Linked DNA regions of Homo sapiens: region 2 is linked to region 1. A link is a loop called in an ENCODE intact Hi-C map of the cell type or tissue named here. Cell type or tissue: CD4-positive, alpha-beta T cell. All regions are shown on one strand.

Region 1 (8,000 bases):
GCAGTTTTTTTAGGTCAGAAGAGACATCATCGTCATCACTAATATTTATGAGTGGGTACCATGTGCCAAATATTAAATGCTTACCATATATAAACTCATTTAATTGTTACAACAATCCTAAAGTAGACATTATTATTATCCTCATTTTGTAGATGAGGAAATTGGGGTAGATAATAATAACTAGCACAAAGTCACTCTGAAAGGTAGTACCATCACAGGTGCCTCTTATACAATTGAGTGAACAGGGGAATTTGCTTCCAGAAATAACATATGGATTTTAGGAGAAAGGAAGGAAGGAAAGAATACTCTGGTTATAAACATTGGAAGTGCTATAGAAATCTGAACACAAAAATGTCCCTTGGTGATGAAATCTTCTTGAGTGGGAGGGAGAAAAGTTTGTCTCCATACCAAAGTCTCCTTGTCCCCAATCCTTTCTTTCCTTAGATTCAAAGGCCCAACGCTTTCACTTTCCAGATACTTTTTAAAATTATCTATGTCCTCCTGATTCCTCAAACATATTAAGGTAGTGGTCAAGAGCATAAGCTCTACAATCAAACTTCAATAATTGTTGTATCATTTATCAACTTGCTTATCTGCTTATGTACAGAAGTGGGCAAGTTATAAGCCTCTGTGCCTCAGTTTTTTAAATGTAACAGGAGGATAATAGCAGCATCTATCTCATAGAGTTGTCAGAATTCTCTGAGCTGATATATAGAAGGAACTCAGAACAGAACCAGGCACATAGGAAAGTTCCAAAAGTATAACTATTGTTATTATCCAATTCCTCTAACAGTGTAGTATGCCCAAAACCTATGGTGCTATAAGCTCACATGAAAGTTGCCTGTTTGCAAAATTGAATACTTTCTTTTTGAAAAATATTTCAAGTGGGGCCCTTCTCTGTCTTCACTGCTGTGTCCTAGTGCAGATCCTAACATAGAATTTTGCAATTGCCTACAAACTGTCCTGGCACTCTTTGGCAGTCACCGTACATCTGGCAGTAATATTTATAAACAACTGTCACCATCTTGCTTAAAAGTTCTCAATAGCTCCCTGCTGCCTACAAATACACAAGGCCCTTTATAATCTACTTTTAACCATTGTTTCCAGTTTTACTTCTAGTCACTTCTCTGAACAGCTGGAGCCATAACAGAAGATTACTTTGTCTGAAATAGGCCATGAATTTTAAGAGACCGCATGCCACTGTATATGCTTTTATGTCTGAGAAAACTGCCCTCTATACTCCCAGGTCAGGAAAACTATTCATCCTTCTAAAGCCTAGATAGAATGCCACCTTATACATTTATTCAACAAAACAATTTACTGAATACTAAAGTATGCAAAGAAGACCCTGTGAAAATAAACAAGACATACTTTTGACATTTGGGGAACTTATCTCTATAAGGAGAGAGATATGTTAAAATATAATAACATAGTATATTATCAATAATACACGTAAGATATAAGTAAGCAACGCCTAGGCTGGGTTCCAGAGGATATGAATTTCTCTGTCTCCATCCTTACCTTTCCAAAATTGAACCATGATCTTGAAAACTACCTTTTAATTATACTAATACACTATATTACAGTCCTGTGTTTAATATCTTTCCTAAAACTGAAATTTTAATGCAGAAATATATTCATCCTTTGTATCCTCAACACCTAGAGGGTGACTGGAACCTAAGGGAACACAACAAGTGTTCATTGAATTGAATTAGATAAATTAGGTTTCCATATTGGCCAAAAACCTTTTTAACCCGTAATGTGGCTGATCTATAACAGCAAGAGAACCTTAAAACCTAATCAGCATTTATAATAATACGCTGAAAAGTCAGAACAGTTCCAACTTGGAATTATCCAGTATTTGAATAGAAAAATCCAATTTGGCCAGGTGTGCTGGCTCACACCTGTAATCTCAGCACTTTGGGAGGCCGAGACGGGTGGATCACTTGAACCTAGGAGTTCGAGACATGCCTGGGCAACATGGCAAAATCCCATCTCTACCAAAAAAAAAAAAAAAAAAGAAAAAAAAAATTAGCCAGGTACAGTGGTATGCGCCTGTAGTCCTAGCTACCTGGGGAAGCTGAAGCAAGAGGATCGCTTTGGGGGGCGGTGGGGGAGGAGGTCAAGGTTGCAGTGAGCCCTGTTTGTGCCACTGCACTCTAGCCTGGGTGGCAAAGCAAGACCCTGTCTCAAAAAGAAAAAGAAAAATCCAATTTGTAAGCAGTACTGACATTTTGCTCCAAATATAGCAAATATAGTACTCTTCCCTTCTTGAACAATAGTGTTTGAACTAGTCTAATGAATTTAAAAAATATCAGAACCAGAAGTTCTAATTTTGGCCCAACAAATAGTTTGTTTTCCTTAACAATGTGGCAGGAGATGAAGACTCTAATTACCTAGGAATTGCAGTAGCATATGACACTTTCTTCTTGGTCCTGGAAGTCCAGGTTAATTCATTCATTTACTTAAATATCTGTGAAGGACCCACAAGGCAATAGGAACTGGGGATACAGTAGGCTCTATTTTTATGGAACTTATATTCCAATTGGGAAAGCAGCAAATACATACATCAAATGGTTTGGGCAGGGTTGAGAAAAAATAAAGCAGGGCAATAAGTCAAAAAGTGAAGAAAAGAAGGCAGGAAGAAGAGTAGTGGTGGTACGTTACATAGGGTAGTCAGGGACAAGTCTCTCTGGTAAGGCACTGGATCAGAGGCTGGTGAGGGAGAGACATGCCAAGCATTTGAAAACTATTCTAGGCAGCGGAGCCAACAAATGAAGAAACCATGGTGTGGGAGCATGTTTAAGGTGTTAAACACAAGCATACCGGTATGGCATGATTACAGTTAGTGGTTTGTGAGGGGCATATTGGCCTATGACAGACAACCTGGCCCAAATCATACAGCCTAAGGATTTTGGATATTATATACTGAGATGAGAAGCCACTGGATCATCTCAAACAGACAGCGGGCATAATTAGAAATACGTTATAAAAGAATAGCTCTGTCTGTTTTTTGGGTATCAGCTGGTACAAAGGAGCAATAACTGGGCAGTAGGAAGTCAGGGATTACCTGCAATTCCTTGTAACCTAATAAGCTGGTGCCAAGAATGATGGTAAAGAGGAGCAACAGACACAGCATGGTTGAAAGCCTCAAAAACACATCCTTCCTTCCTTTTATTATCAAGCGTCTCTGAGAGACATAGTTATCAAACACTACCAGTTTTTAATCGACCTTAACCACCAAACTCTTCTTTCATTCACTATTATTTAGTCTCTAAAACACGCACACATCTACCGCACAAAAAGTCAAGTACACCCCCTTCTTCCTCTTACCTCTTTTAACCTTTTGCTTCTTACACCCTATGAGACCCATTCTTCTCCTGTTTTCAAGTACCCTCTTCCTTTCACCCTTTGCTACTGTAAGTTTCTCGGTAGCTGCAGGTGTTTCACCCATTTTATTATAATTAATAATGGTGACCCTGAAAATACCTAGTAAAAGAATGTGGAAACTCAAAATTACAGTTGACAGCGTTACTTCTCTGAACACGACTTCCCCAAGCCTCCTCACTAAGCCAAAGTCGCCCCTCTGAAGTGGTGCCAAGATAAAACCCAGGTGGCTAGCAGCAAATGAAGTCGCAAGCGCTGCTTGACACGAACTCAGCCCCGCCTTTCCTCCCAGACACCAAAGCTCAGCCCTACCACATTACCTTCACTATCAGAAGTGTCTGTGGCCTCGTCTTCCAGCACCGACGCTACGGCTCCAGTTACCATTTTCATCTTCTTCTTTGGGGTCTTTTTCAGGTTTTCTTCCTCACTCACACGTGAGTCCGGAGCGGCGGCTGCCATTTTTCTGCGCCGGAAGCGTCACCTGACAGTTGCGTCCGGTGGCAACCAGAGGAACTTCTGCATTTAGTGCCGGTAACACAAGGTTCCGGGGCGGGGTCGTCTAGCCCAGAGTTCCGGGGCCGGAGCCTCAGAATGTGACTTGGAGAGAGCTCTGAATGGCTCGGTGTGTTTACGCGAAGTCCGTTCCAGGACGAAAATCAGCGGCTGAATGGCCTCAGCCGACTCCTCCGCTAGCTCGCCTGTGCCCTGGTCCTCCGCCCCAGTGCGTCCCCAGCCCGTCCCCAGCCCAGCGCGGTCCACTTTGATTTCCTAGCCTCGGCGGCTTCCCTTGTCTGCTGCCTTAATGTTGGTTTAGTGTCCTCCTCAGGTGTCTCTTACGTGCCCACTGAACGCCGCAGCAGCTAGGACGCGGGACAGATCCACTGGGGGCCGATAATTAGAATACGATCGTATCATCCCCCCGCCCAAGATAACACGCGAGACCTTTCTTGCAAACCGAATAGACTCACCTTCTTTCCCTGGGGCGGGTGTTGAATCCAACCGCACCCTTCTCCCTCGGACCCGGCTGGGGCCTGGAGGGTTTCTGGCGCCCGACTGCGCAGTGCAGACCGAGGGTGCGAATACCTTGCTATCCGCGCGAGGATCCTGCCTCCCACCCGGGGCTAGCTTTTCTCTGAAGTTAGCCTCTGTCACCAGCTCCTAGTTCCATCGAAGCACCTACCACAGTCGGCCTTCATTTTCCCCCCTAAAATGTTGGCTTCTCGCAGGAGGGGAACGTATTTCATTTACCATGTCCCCTCAAGGTTAGCAACAGAAGTTGGCCTGAAGTGAATTTTCCAAAAATATTTTTGGAAGGGATGAATGAATCAATGAATGAGTGACAGAATATAACTATTGACAAAGTTAATGACTCAGATGGATAATGCAGCAAACCTTTACTGGCTAGACTTGTTCTAAAGGCTTTCCCCAAACTTAGCGTTTTCCCTTTCCCCTCTTAAGGAGGTTCATAGATTGTGATACCCATAAGTCAAAAACAAAAACAAGAATCCTCATTTTGACATATTCCAGTAGATGTTTATGTAGGAAATAAATATATATTCACATCCTAAAAACTCAATACAACATTTTTAAACTTGGTTTTTAATTTTTTTGTCTTTTAAGAGAGAGAGGGTCTAGCCGGGTGCGGTGGCTCACACCTGTAATCCCAGCACTTTGGGAGGCTGAGATAAGTGGATCGCTTGAGTCCAGGAGTTTGAGAACAGCCTGGCCAACATGGTGAAACCCCATCTCTACTAAAAATACACAAATTAGCCAAACGCAGTGACGAGTGCCTGTAGTCCCAGTTACTCGGGAGGCTGAAGCAGGAGAATCGCTTGAACCTTGGAGGCGGAGGTTGCAGTGAGCGGAGATCGCGACTCTGCACTCCAGCCTCGGCGACAGAGCGAGACTCTGTCTCAAAAACAAACAAACAAAATCTACCACCACCACCACCAACAACAAAAAATTGTGCAGAAAAAAAATGACATTTTGAATACAGTTGGTAAGAGATGAGATTCCAGTTTAAACCTTTAAAAAGTGCAGGTATTGACCAGGCGTGGTGACTCATGCCTGTATTTCCAGCACCTTGGGAGGCGGAGGCGGGAGGATCTCTTGAGGCCAGGAGTTAAGAGACTAGGCTGGACGACATGGTGAAACCCCGTCTCCACTAAAAATACAAAAATTCGCCAGCCATGGTGGTGAGCACCTGTAGTCCCAGCTACTCAGCTACTCAGGAGGCTGAGGTGAGAATTGCTTGAACCCAGAGGGGCGGGGAGGGGCAAAGATTGCAGTGAGCCAAGATGGCAGGTATGGTGGCTCCAGCCTGTAATCCTGGCTTCTCCAAGGCTGAGATGGGAGGATCACTTGAGTCCAGGAGTTCGAGGCTGCAGTGAGCCATGACTGCACTACTGCATTCCAGCCTGGGTGACAAAGTGAGACCCTTACTCTTGACAAAATAAAAAGGGGTGCACTTTAGAGGTGCCCTTTAGGATGCTGCTGATGCCCAGCAGCTCTCACCATCCTGCTCAGTGTGATCCTTTCATTACCACTGTGTCCTGATCTGGAACCTATTTTTTTGCTGTCTTTCATAGCTAATGCTTGCTTTTGCCTAGGGCTAAATGTAAATTGGAACAAGGAGTTCCAAATAAAGTTGGGAATGCACTGGAGAAAGTTGTAGAGAAGGAAGCAAAGTTAAAAAAAAATGATTGCAGTGGTTCAATGGAAAACATGTTCCTGCATATTAAACACAAAGTTCCTGCATTAATGTTAGTGTTATTTAGTGATCAAGAAGTGATGTTTTGTGCATTTAACATGTTAATGTGAGTTTACGTATATATAGAAATTTTTTTTGTGTTTAGTTGCAATTTAAGAAATTGCCTGGAGGGTAGGAATGGCTGATTTGTTACACATTCACATTTTTCTTCCTTTAAAATAATATAAAATAGGATCCAGGTTTTTATCCAGAAGTCTGATTTTCAGAAATTGATTACTGCTGTTAAGTTGGAGATACCTATGTTAGCTTATTTAATCTTCACAATAAGCTAATGAGTTAAGTACTATTATTTTTTCCATTTTATAGATGAGGAAACAGAGGCACAGGGTAAATAACTGCTGACCGTCACACAACCAGTACATGGCAGAATCACATTCAGACCCAAGCACTCCACTGCAGAGTCTGCTCAACCACGGAGTTGCACTGCCCACTCAGAGGGTTGTGCTTTATCACTTAGCATACAGTCAGAATAGGCAACAAAAATTTCCTTTTTTCTTCCTGTTTTTTCTTTTTTTAAATTTTACTTTACATTCTGGGATACAAGTGCAGAACGTGTAGGTTTCTTACGTAGGTGTACATGTGCCGTGGTGGTTTGCTGCACCTTTCAACCCGTCATCTAGGTTTTAAGCCCTGCATGCATTAGCTATTTGTCCTAACGCTCTCCCTCCTGTCACACCCCAATCCCCGATTGGCCCTGGTGTGTGTTGTTCCCCTTCCTGTGTCCATGCGTTCTCATTGTTCAGCTCCCACTTATGAGTGAGAACGTGTGGTATGTGGTTTTCTGTTCCTGCGTTAGTTTGCTGAGGATGATGGCTTCTAGCTTCATCTATGTCCCTGTGAAAGACATGATCCCATTCCTTTTTATGGCTGCATAGTATTTCCTAATGTCTATGTACCCGCATTTTCTTTATCCAGTCTATCATTAATGGGCATTTAGATGGGTTCCATGTCTTCGCTATTGTAAATAGTGCTGCAATAAACATATGTGTGCCTGTGTCTTTATAGTAGAATGATTTATATTTTTTGGGTATATACCCAGTAATTGGATTGCTGGGTCAAATGATATTTCTGGTTCTAGATCCTTGAGGAATTGCCACAGTTTCTTCCACAATGGTTGAACTAATTTACATTCCCACCAACAGTGTAAAAGCATTCTTATTTCTCCACAGCCTCTCCAGCGTCTATTGTTTCTTGACTTTTTAATAATCACTATTCTGACTTGCATGAGATGGTATCTCATTGTGGTTTTGATTTAGGCAACAGAAATTTCTAACAAGCACTGGAATTCATGAATTAAAAAAATAGTTTCTGCTGTTACAATGAACCAAAATAGCTGACAATATTGAAACGGAATGCCCACTGTATGGTGGAAATAACTGAAGTCACCTAAATGCTTGTGTAAGAGTTTTACAAACAAACCTATGCTAGTTATCAGCTTATTGCCTCTCGGCTCTAAATTCATCCTTTTTGGCTGCTCTGTGAAAATTGAGCTGGGCTCTTAAATATTTTTATTTGCCTGAAGGCCAGATGTTCAGATTTGTCAGTAGAGGGCATTAGAGTGACATTATAAGAAAAAGGGGCCATCTTCCTGGTTCTGATGTGCTTTTCTCTACAGACTCCTGTGGAAACTTCTCCAGCATCAGGGTGCTGAAGTATATTCACGTTCTCCTGTAGCATAGAAGGCTTCTCCAGCATCTGACTCCTGAATGCCTCTAGCGAGACACCTGGCCATCCACAGCTTCTTCTAGCACCTCAAAGGGAAATTTCAGGAAGGCGGATTTTTGAACGAGTTTTTTTGTTTTGCTTTTGTTTTTTAAAGATGAGATCACACTCTGTTGCCTAT
Region 2 (8,000 bases), 660 kb after region 1:
GTATAAAGTCACGCCCGCCCTTTACGCGATCCTTCTCTTCCTGACTTACCTGTTCCTAAAGTAGTACTGATTTCCTACAGTCGACGACCTAGCTTGCAGCCGGGCTAACGTGGCCATGGTCTCTTGGCCTTGGGTTTACAACTGGTGTTACTACCGGTCTCCATGGTAACTGGGCTAAACCATAGCTCACTCCCGGGGTTCGACTTTTTGTTCACTCCTCTTTTCTCTCATGCTGCTTTGACTTTAAGAGCACTAAAAAGAGAATTAAGAAATTTCTGTGTAGCACAAAAGTTTAATTTATTTGTCTCTGTCTCTACTGCGAGTAGGAAGAGGGGATTATAGGAAGGGGAAAGCAGTAAACGCGGAGAACTAATGGTTGCTCCGGGCATCCGGTTTCCGCCGCCTGTCGGCTTCCGGAAGCTCATCTCAAAATGCTGAACTGCTCTTTGGAAGTCGCCGGTGCTGTTGTAGTTGGAGTCTGTTCACGGGCCTGAGCTTCGAGGCCAGGCTCCCGGGTGTCGTTAATGTTCGGGGCCGCCGGGCGCCAACCGATCGGAGCTCCAGCAGCCGGGAACAGCTGGTGAGGCTGGCGGCCCTGGGGAGGGGGAGGTCAGGGAAGGGTGTGATTGCCCGAGGCCGCTCCGCTGGACCTGGAATGGAGGCGGGAGGGAGCTGTGATGGATGATCTGAAGACATCTAGGCCTTGCTCTCACTCATTCCTGGGATGCACGCAGTTTGAGGGAGCTCTTGGGTGTGTGCCAAAGATTTGTGAAAGAATACAGTAAATGTTTTCTGATTGCTTGTTTAACAATATTTTAGAAGTCAAGCTTCCTGTACTCCAGGAGCAATTCATCTCCTCATTGATTGTTGACAACACTAGGGACAGGAAGAATTTATCTTAATCCGGGCCTTATTCCCCACTCCTCTTTCAATATTTACCAGATTATACCAAGTCTTTTGGAAGATAAATTCCAGAAATCTAGAGTTCTGGAAGTTCAATCGTGGAAAACACATCACCCTCTCACCCCCTTTTTTAAAGAGAGAGGGTAACCTACCTGTTTCCACCCTCTTGAACATTCTATTCAAGTTAAAGTGAGATATGTATGGGGGCTTTCCAAGAACCTATAACTGTCAGGATTAAGTTTGGGGCTTGACTATGTCTATGGTATCATGTTAGAATAATATATTGCTTTGACTTTTCAAAGTATTTCCACAAATTAATACACTTTATCCTATGACAGCCTTGTGATAGCAGAATATCACAAGCACAGAAAATTCAAGTACCGTGTCCAAAGTTGCCCTGTACATTTTAATCCTAGAGCTAGAATCCTGATTTGGGGATTTCTAGTTGAACACTCTGTATTATCTGTCCTGTTTTTCTCCCAAGCCCTTTTCCTCCAAACATAACATAAGACAACCAGTGACACAAACAAGCAATTTCCCATTGAAAATCCTCAAACATAAAGTTCTGACCAACAGGTGAAAGAAATGTGGCTAAATGGTGCGTGTTCATTCCTAGATTCTGCAAAAATTAGAACATGAGGAATTCTAGTAGTCTGTGATCTCAGATAATTGCTTTTCCATCACCTATCACTGAAAAGTTAAAAGAATACCTTATCCAAAATATTTCTAGTTGGACCTGATCATCCTGTAGTTAATTTTATAGTGAATATAGATTTGATTATACTATTTGTAAATTATTACATTTTCCAGTGAGAAAAGTAGGGAGCATTTTTTAAATGAACCAGTTTTTAATGGTATAACTAGCATAGAATGAAATGCACAATTTTTACAGGCTTAATTTTATTAGTTTTGGCAATTGCATATACTTATGTAAACACCACACAAAACAAGATAATGGATTTGTCCATCACCCCACAGTTCCCTCTCAAGGATACCTGTCTTAATGTTTCACTGTTCATTATCTTGGTTAAGTCAGGGAGACAAAATGTCCTATGTAGATTGGTCTGCTCTTCCTAGGGTGCTATTGATTTGTAGGGTAGGTGACTACATCAGAATGTGATTGATTCTCTCAACTTCTTTTACCTTTAAAATCATGGTTAGGTACTGAGAGAAACCTCCTTCAATTCTCTTTAAAGGCTCGCTTGTCATACAACTCACCATTTCTTATGGCACCAGAGTATAACAAAGTGGTAGCACTTAGTATTTTTGAATGAAATTCTAAAGTCATTCCTGTTCTGTCAGAATGAATATGTTCCAGAAAACTGGATCTTTATTTTCTAGTCTATCTGTATGACTATCTGTATGACTATCTGGAATGTAAAAATTCCAGATTTCTTAATGGAATTTTCTTCTTCATTAATTGAACAGATATTTACTATATAAGTATGTTTGATCCCAGTAATAAATTCCAGTCCCACTGGGAATACTGCTACTAAGCAGTTAATTAGGTGCCAGGTTTTACAAATATGTGTCATCTCATGTAAATCTTTTGAGGTAGGTGTATCATTCTTTGCATTTTAGATAAGGTGACACAGAAGCAAAGATGGTTTAAGTAACTGGCCTAAGTATCATATTTGCAGGATGATTCCAGTATACCCCCCCAAAATTCTTAACCACTTTTATATGTTGCCTATGTGTCTGAATGAGATATAATATCTCAAGGAATATGTAACCTAGCAGTTAGATGCCCAAATTTGTTAACCAGTCTGGATTTTCTGACTTATTTAGCTCCCATCTTGACTTTTTCAACTTCTCCAGTGTGGACGTTGCTGTTTCAATTTTTAGGCACCAAATGGGTAAATGTGGATAATTTCTGTATTCAACTATGGTATTCTTTTTTTTTTTTTTTTAACTTTATTATGTGGCTTTGCTTAAAAAAAAGCCATTAAAATAAACTATATTGACTCTGGACTTTTGTTTCTGCATTTTCATTCCTATTAGGTATTTTGATTTTATTGAAATCCAGAAAACTGCATAGTAAATGGTGTGCATTTTTTTGAATTGCTTGTTTTTTGGAGTTTGTTAGTCTTGAACTTAGTTGCATACTGGCAGGTTTGAGTCAGGTTTTTGTTTCAACAATTAAGAATCAAAGCAATAAACAGTATGATTTTGTTCAAGTAATTCATTAAATTTGTTATAGCTTCTTAGCATCCATATTTATGTCAAGCTGGAAGCCTTTACGTTGTCTTTGATAATTTTTCCTTAACTTCACATTTACTTAGCTAAAAGCCTAGAGTGTCTGGCTTGTTAATGTAGCAGAAAATTTGGAATATGGATTGTCTAAAAGTTTTAGTCATTATGTTTTTCTTTTGTTTTTTGTTCAGTCATTTAGTCATTCATTGGTTTGCTCATCTGGCAGATTATTTTTTAAAATCTGTTATGTGTCAAGCAGTATGCTTCTAATTAATATTCAGTTGTCTTCATTCTCATTCCTGTTATAGGAATTCAGGTTATATGTTCAGTAAATTTTTATTGAACAGTTACTGTATGTTAATATAAACATTAAATAAGACTCATTTCCTACTTACTGTTTGCCTAATGCATTTGAATATATGCATATTGACAAGAGCTATAATGAATTACTTATTAGATTCTAAATTTTTTGTTTTGTTTTAAACTGACTTTATTTCCTATAGGCAGCTTTTTAATAGTTTACATTTTGAAAGCAATTAGAATGTAAGGAAAAGTTTGAATGACTCATGAAGTCATTAAATGAAGTAGCAAAAAAATCAGAAGCATGGTCTTCAGATTTAATAATAAATGAGCTTGCCTTATTAAATCACTAATTTGGAAACTAGGGTTAGACTTTTTTTTTCTTAAAGCCATTCACGGTTTGATTTTGAGCAAACCATGGTAAAGAGGAAAGAAAACTTCCTGAAAGTTCCTATGGTAACAAAGGTGACAAAGTAGAAGCTGCCAGGAGCACCCGTGATTGAATACAAGTTAGTGGAGCTTTTGCTTCCTTTCCAGTTTTAACGGGGAAGGATTATTTAATCTTTTTAACTTTACATATGTATATTTTTAAGGTGGAAATAGGTCAGATACATAGCATTAATTTTTTTTAATTTGGGATTTAAAATTTTTTTTTAGCTCCATAGAGTCTTCAAGGAGTCCATGAACTTACTGAAATTGTATGCAGCAATTTATATATGTCTGCTAGCCTTCCTTTTCCCGACATTCAGAGTGCTTCATGACCTCAGAAAGATTGAAGGCCTTTAACTATAATACCCTCAAGATTCCCAGTATGGTTATATCTTAAAAGCAGAATTATTTGGGATCTTTTGGTGACCAGTTTCTCTTATTTGTGGGTAGAGGTCGTTGAAACATGAAATAACTTACCTTGAACATTAAGTACCCACTCATCCTCAGAAAAATCTTTTCAAGGTAGAAATTATGCAGATTTTTATGATGAATAAACAGAATCAGAAGATAGGTAATTTGTCCAATGTCCTATAGCTAATGAATATAACTGGAATTAGCTACCAAATTCATAGCCTTGATTTCTAAGCTCATGTTCTCTGTAGTTTTCTCCCAGCCTTTTTTTTTTCCCTAGAGAATGGTGTTTCCTATTTATTGCCTAATATTAATGTAAAGTTGTAATTAATCATTTACATGTTTCAGAATAAGATAATTCTTCCCTATCCCACCCTACCTTTTTCAAAAAGAGAGAAAAAATTTACTTTTGATTAATAATTTAAATAGGTGAGTCAAGGATTTTCTAAACTAGCATAAGTGTCGACATTTAGTGTTAGGGTTATTGATAATTTTCCTAAGATAATGCCTGCCCACTCCCTCACATATATATAAAAGGAGAAAATTGAAGACATAGTCTCTTAATAGATTCCTAGGTTGAGATAAGGACTTATTTGATGAATAATATTCCCATTGAGGAGGGAAATATATAAATTCCCATAAGCAGCAGAAATCTTAAGATAATTCTTAGGGATCGTATGGTGTTAAATTAGTCATAAAGTCATTAGTCATTTAGCCTTGATGTGGCATCTTGAAGGCTCACCATTTGCATGTTTAGTCACTCATTTTCATAGTCTACACTATTATGCATTACTTTTAATCTGCTTGGTTCAGCTGTTTGCTGCATACTTTTAGGACCAACCAACATTTTCTATCTTAAATAAAAGCTAATATGATAATGGAGGCGTATAAGTACAAGACTATCTTTGTGTTAAGTTTGTGAGTAGTTTATAACATTCAGCAGCATAGTCCTTGACTATGTACTGTGTGTTAGTACAGTGTTTTTGTACACACTGAATTTTTATTTATACAGAAACTAATACATTAATGATTATTTATTCCCTTACATTTTTGTAAGCCAATTAAGCAGATGTACTTAACACCAGGTAACTTACTTTTAGCACTGCATTCCCAAAATTACTTAACTTTGAAGAACTGATAATCCATGTTTTAGAGAAGTAAAGATGAGAGTTTTACCCAGTACTAGGTGATAAACAATATTTACTTTCCTCTTCCTTAATTAGATACCTAATAGCTATAATCAGTTATCCTTGAGTTCTATCCGGAAGGTTTTTTTTTGAGACAGAGTCTCTCTGTCATCCAAACTGGAGTGCAGTGGCGTGATCTTGACTCACTGCAACCTCTGCCTCCTGGGTTGGAGCAATTCTCCTGCCTCAGCCTCCCGGGTAGCTGGGATTACAGGTGTGCACCACCACGGCCAGCTAATTTTTGTATTTTTTAGTAGAGATGGAGTTTCGCCATGTTGGCCAGGCTGGTCTTGAATGCCTGACCTCAGGTGATCCACCCACTTCGACCTCCCAGAATGCTGGGATTACAGGCATGATCACTGCTTCCGGCCAGTTTTTGTTTTTAATATGAACTTGGGTTTATTTAGTAGACACACATGCATATCCTCTTGTTACACAGTTTTTATCAGCATCTAGGCAAGGAAATTATTCCCTGACTAACTTTTCTATATATACTTTATTTTTCACTATTAGGAATAGCAATTATTGGTAACAGAGGCTTCAAAAAGCAATAGTCATTGTAAAAATAGTTGACTGTTTATTTCTCGGGGAATCTGTTTTTGGGGCTTTCTTCACTCTTGCTATTCCCACTTATATTAATATATTGCTAACTGACATTTAAGAGCTCATGGGCCATCAATCAACTCCCAGTTCTTAGGGTAGATTAAGCAATAAGTTAGGACTAAAGCATCTTCCTGATTCTTCTTCCTTGAACCAGAAATATTTGAAAGAAAAACACTAAACTCTGTTTTCTACATTGATTGGTCTTATTCTTAAACGGATTCCACTTTTAGGAAGGCCTTTTTCTGAATTTATTAGAGCCTGAATTTATTAGAATAGATCAGGAACCCAAGGATAATAGTTCACTCATTTACTGGGTATTTGGTAGAGGAAGCGAAACAAACAAACTTGACCTTTGGCCTAACATTTTTAAATAAAGCTTGCATATCAAATCTTGGATTGATCATACATTTTATATTGCTCAGCATAATCCAATACCACCCGAAAAAACAAAGTACTCATCTGCCCAAATCATTTCCTTTCATAAAATCCAACTTTATGTAGATGTTGGGGCCATAATTTTGTTTTGGGGTATTCTGTTCATTCGGACTATTTTAATAAAACTATTGATGAACTATTGTTATCTTAGATATTACCCAATATTAACTGTTCCCAGAAGATTTCATTTCCAAATGAGTTCCAAATGAAGAAAAATGGCTCTTACAATTATGAATATAAAAATCTCAAATTAGTTAAGTGGTACATTCACTGAATTTAGTATAATTCAAACTTTAAAACTGGTTGTTCAGTAAGTACAGATTTGTATAGAAAAGTGCTATATTTCCAGGTTTCCCCTTTAATAGGAAATTCTTATTTAAGAAACTATCTCTAGGATAAAGTGTTTTAATACATTGGTCTTCTGATGCATCAGTGTAAACTGCCAAGGCAAAGGAAATAAAAGAGCTGTTGGTCATGTGATGGTCTCTTAGGATCACTTTGTTTTTGATGGGCCAGTAGGAGACAAGAGTCTCTCTGCCTCCCGGGCTGGAGTACAGTGGCATGATCTTGGCTCACTACAGCCTCCGCCTCCTGGTTCAAGTGATTCTCCTGCCTCAGCCTCCTGAGTAGCTGAGATTACAGGCATCTGCCACTGTGCATGGCTAATTTTTGTATATTTAGTAGAGACGGGGTTTCAGCTTGTTGGCCAAGCTGGTCTTGAACTCCTGGTCTCAAGTGATCCTGCCGCCTCAGCCTCCCAAAGTGCTGGGATTACAGGCGTGAGACACTGTGCCCTGCCGATGCCAGTTTTAACTGAGGGATGTTAGTGAAGCAGCTTGACGTTAATTGACTATAATATTACTGGCTCATTAGCATGGGTTTTGGTTGGTATTGACTTGGAGGAGAGTGTAGTTATTTGAAACTGAAGGGGAAAAAGATAATTTGAACTCTGAGTAGGACTTGTTAAGTCTGTATTTTTTCTGGGTTTTTATAGGATTTTTTCAAAAAAGCTTTTAAAAGTAATATGTAGTTGATTCATATTTGAGTGACATCATGGAATAAATTGGATTCTGCTAATTACAGTGTTTTTTAAAATATGGTTTTTGTTTGTTTGTTTTTTCTTTTGTTTTTTGAGATGGAGTTTTGCTCTTTTCGCCCAGGCTGGAGTGCAATGTTGCGATCTCAGCTCACTGCAACCTCCGCCTCCTGGGTTCAAGTGATTCTTCTGCCTCAGCCTCCCGAGTCGCTAGGATTACAGGCACCCACCAGCACGCCAGCCTAATTTTTGTATTCTTAGTAGGGATGGGGTTTCACCATGTTGGCCAAGCTGGTCTCAAATTCCTGACCTCAGGTGATCTGCCCGCCTTAGCCTCCCAAAGTGCTGGGATTACAGGCGTGAGCCACCGCCCCCAGCCTAAAAATAAGTTTTATTTTCTCTTGAGAGAAGCAACATAAAGTCAAATAAGGCTGACACAGTTTTCATGAGATTCTAGGGAAATTTTGCATATATAACTGCTAATATTACTAAGAATGAAATTT

Evidence for each region. Peaks named below come from ENCODE experiments on the same cell type or tissue, not always from the same donor. Only the 100,000 strongest peaks of a DNase experiment are listed, where the experiment ranks them.
Region 2: it touches region 1 in a loop (7-fold over the local background); 6 of 110 quality-filtered maps call a loop at or near these places.

The regions. Positions count from the first base shown.
Region 1 is chr1:218,281,163-218,289,162 of GRCh38, reverse strand. It overlaps RRP15 (ribosomal RNA processing 15 homolog), which reads right to left and starts at 3,870. Exons shown (of 5, transcript NM_016052.4): 1 at 3,708-3,870. The coding sequence starts at 3,846. RefSeq lists enhancers at 3,613-3,892, 4,423-4,492. In CD4-positive, alpha-beta T cell, no CTCF peak of the experiment used is centred here; a DNase peak (open chromatin) is centred at 3,922; H3K4me3 peaks cover 1,948 bases; H3K27ac peaks cover 1,041 bases; H3K27me3 peaks cover 1,136 bases.
Region 2 is chr1:217,623,496-217,631,495 of GRCh38, reverse strand. It overlaps GPATCH2 (G-patch domain containing 2), which reads left to right and starts at 406. Exons shown (of 10, transcript NM_018040.5): 1 at 406-580. The coding sequence starts at 525. SPATA17 (spermatogenesis associated 17) reads right to left here and starts at 152. Exons shown (of 11, transcript NM_138796.4): 1 at 50-152. The coding sequence starts at 117. RefSeq lists enhancers at 128-367, 398-467. In CD4-positive, alpha-beta T cell, CTCF peaks have their summits at 279 and 483; DNase peaks (open chromatin) are centred at 155 and 405; H3K4me3 peaks cover 1,558 bases; H3K27ac peaks cover 934 bases.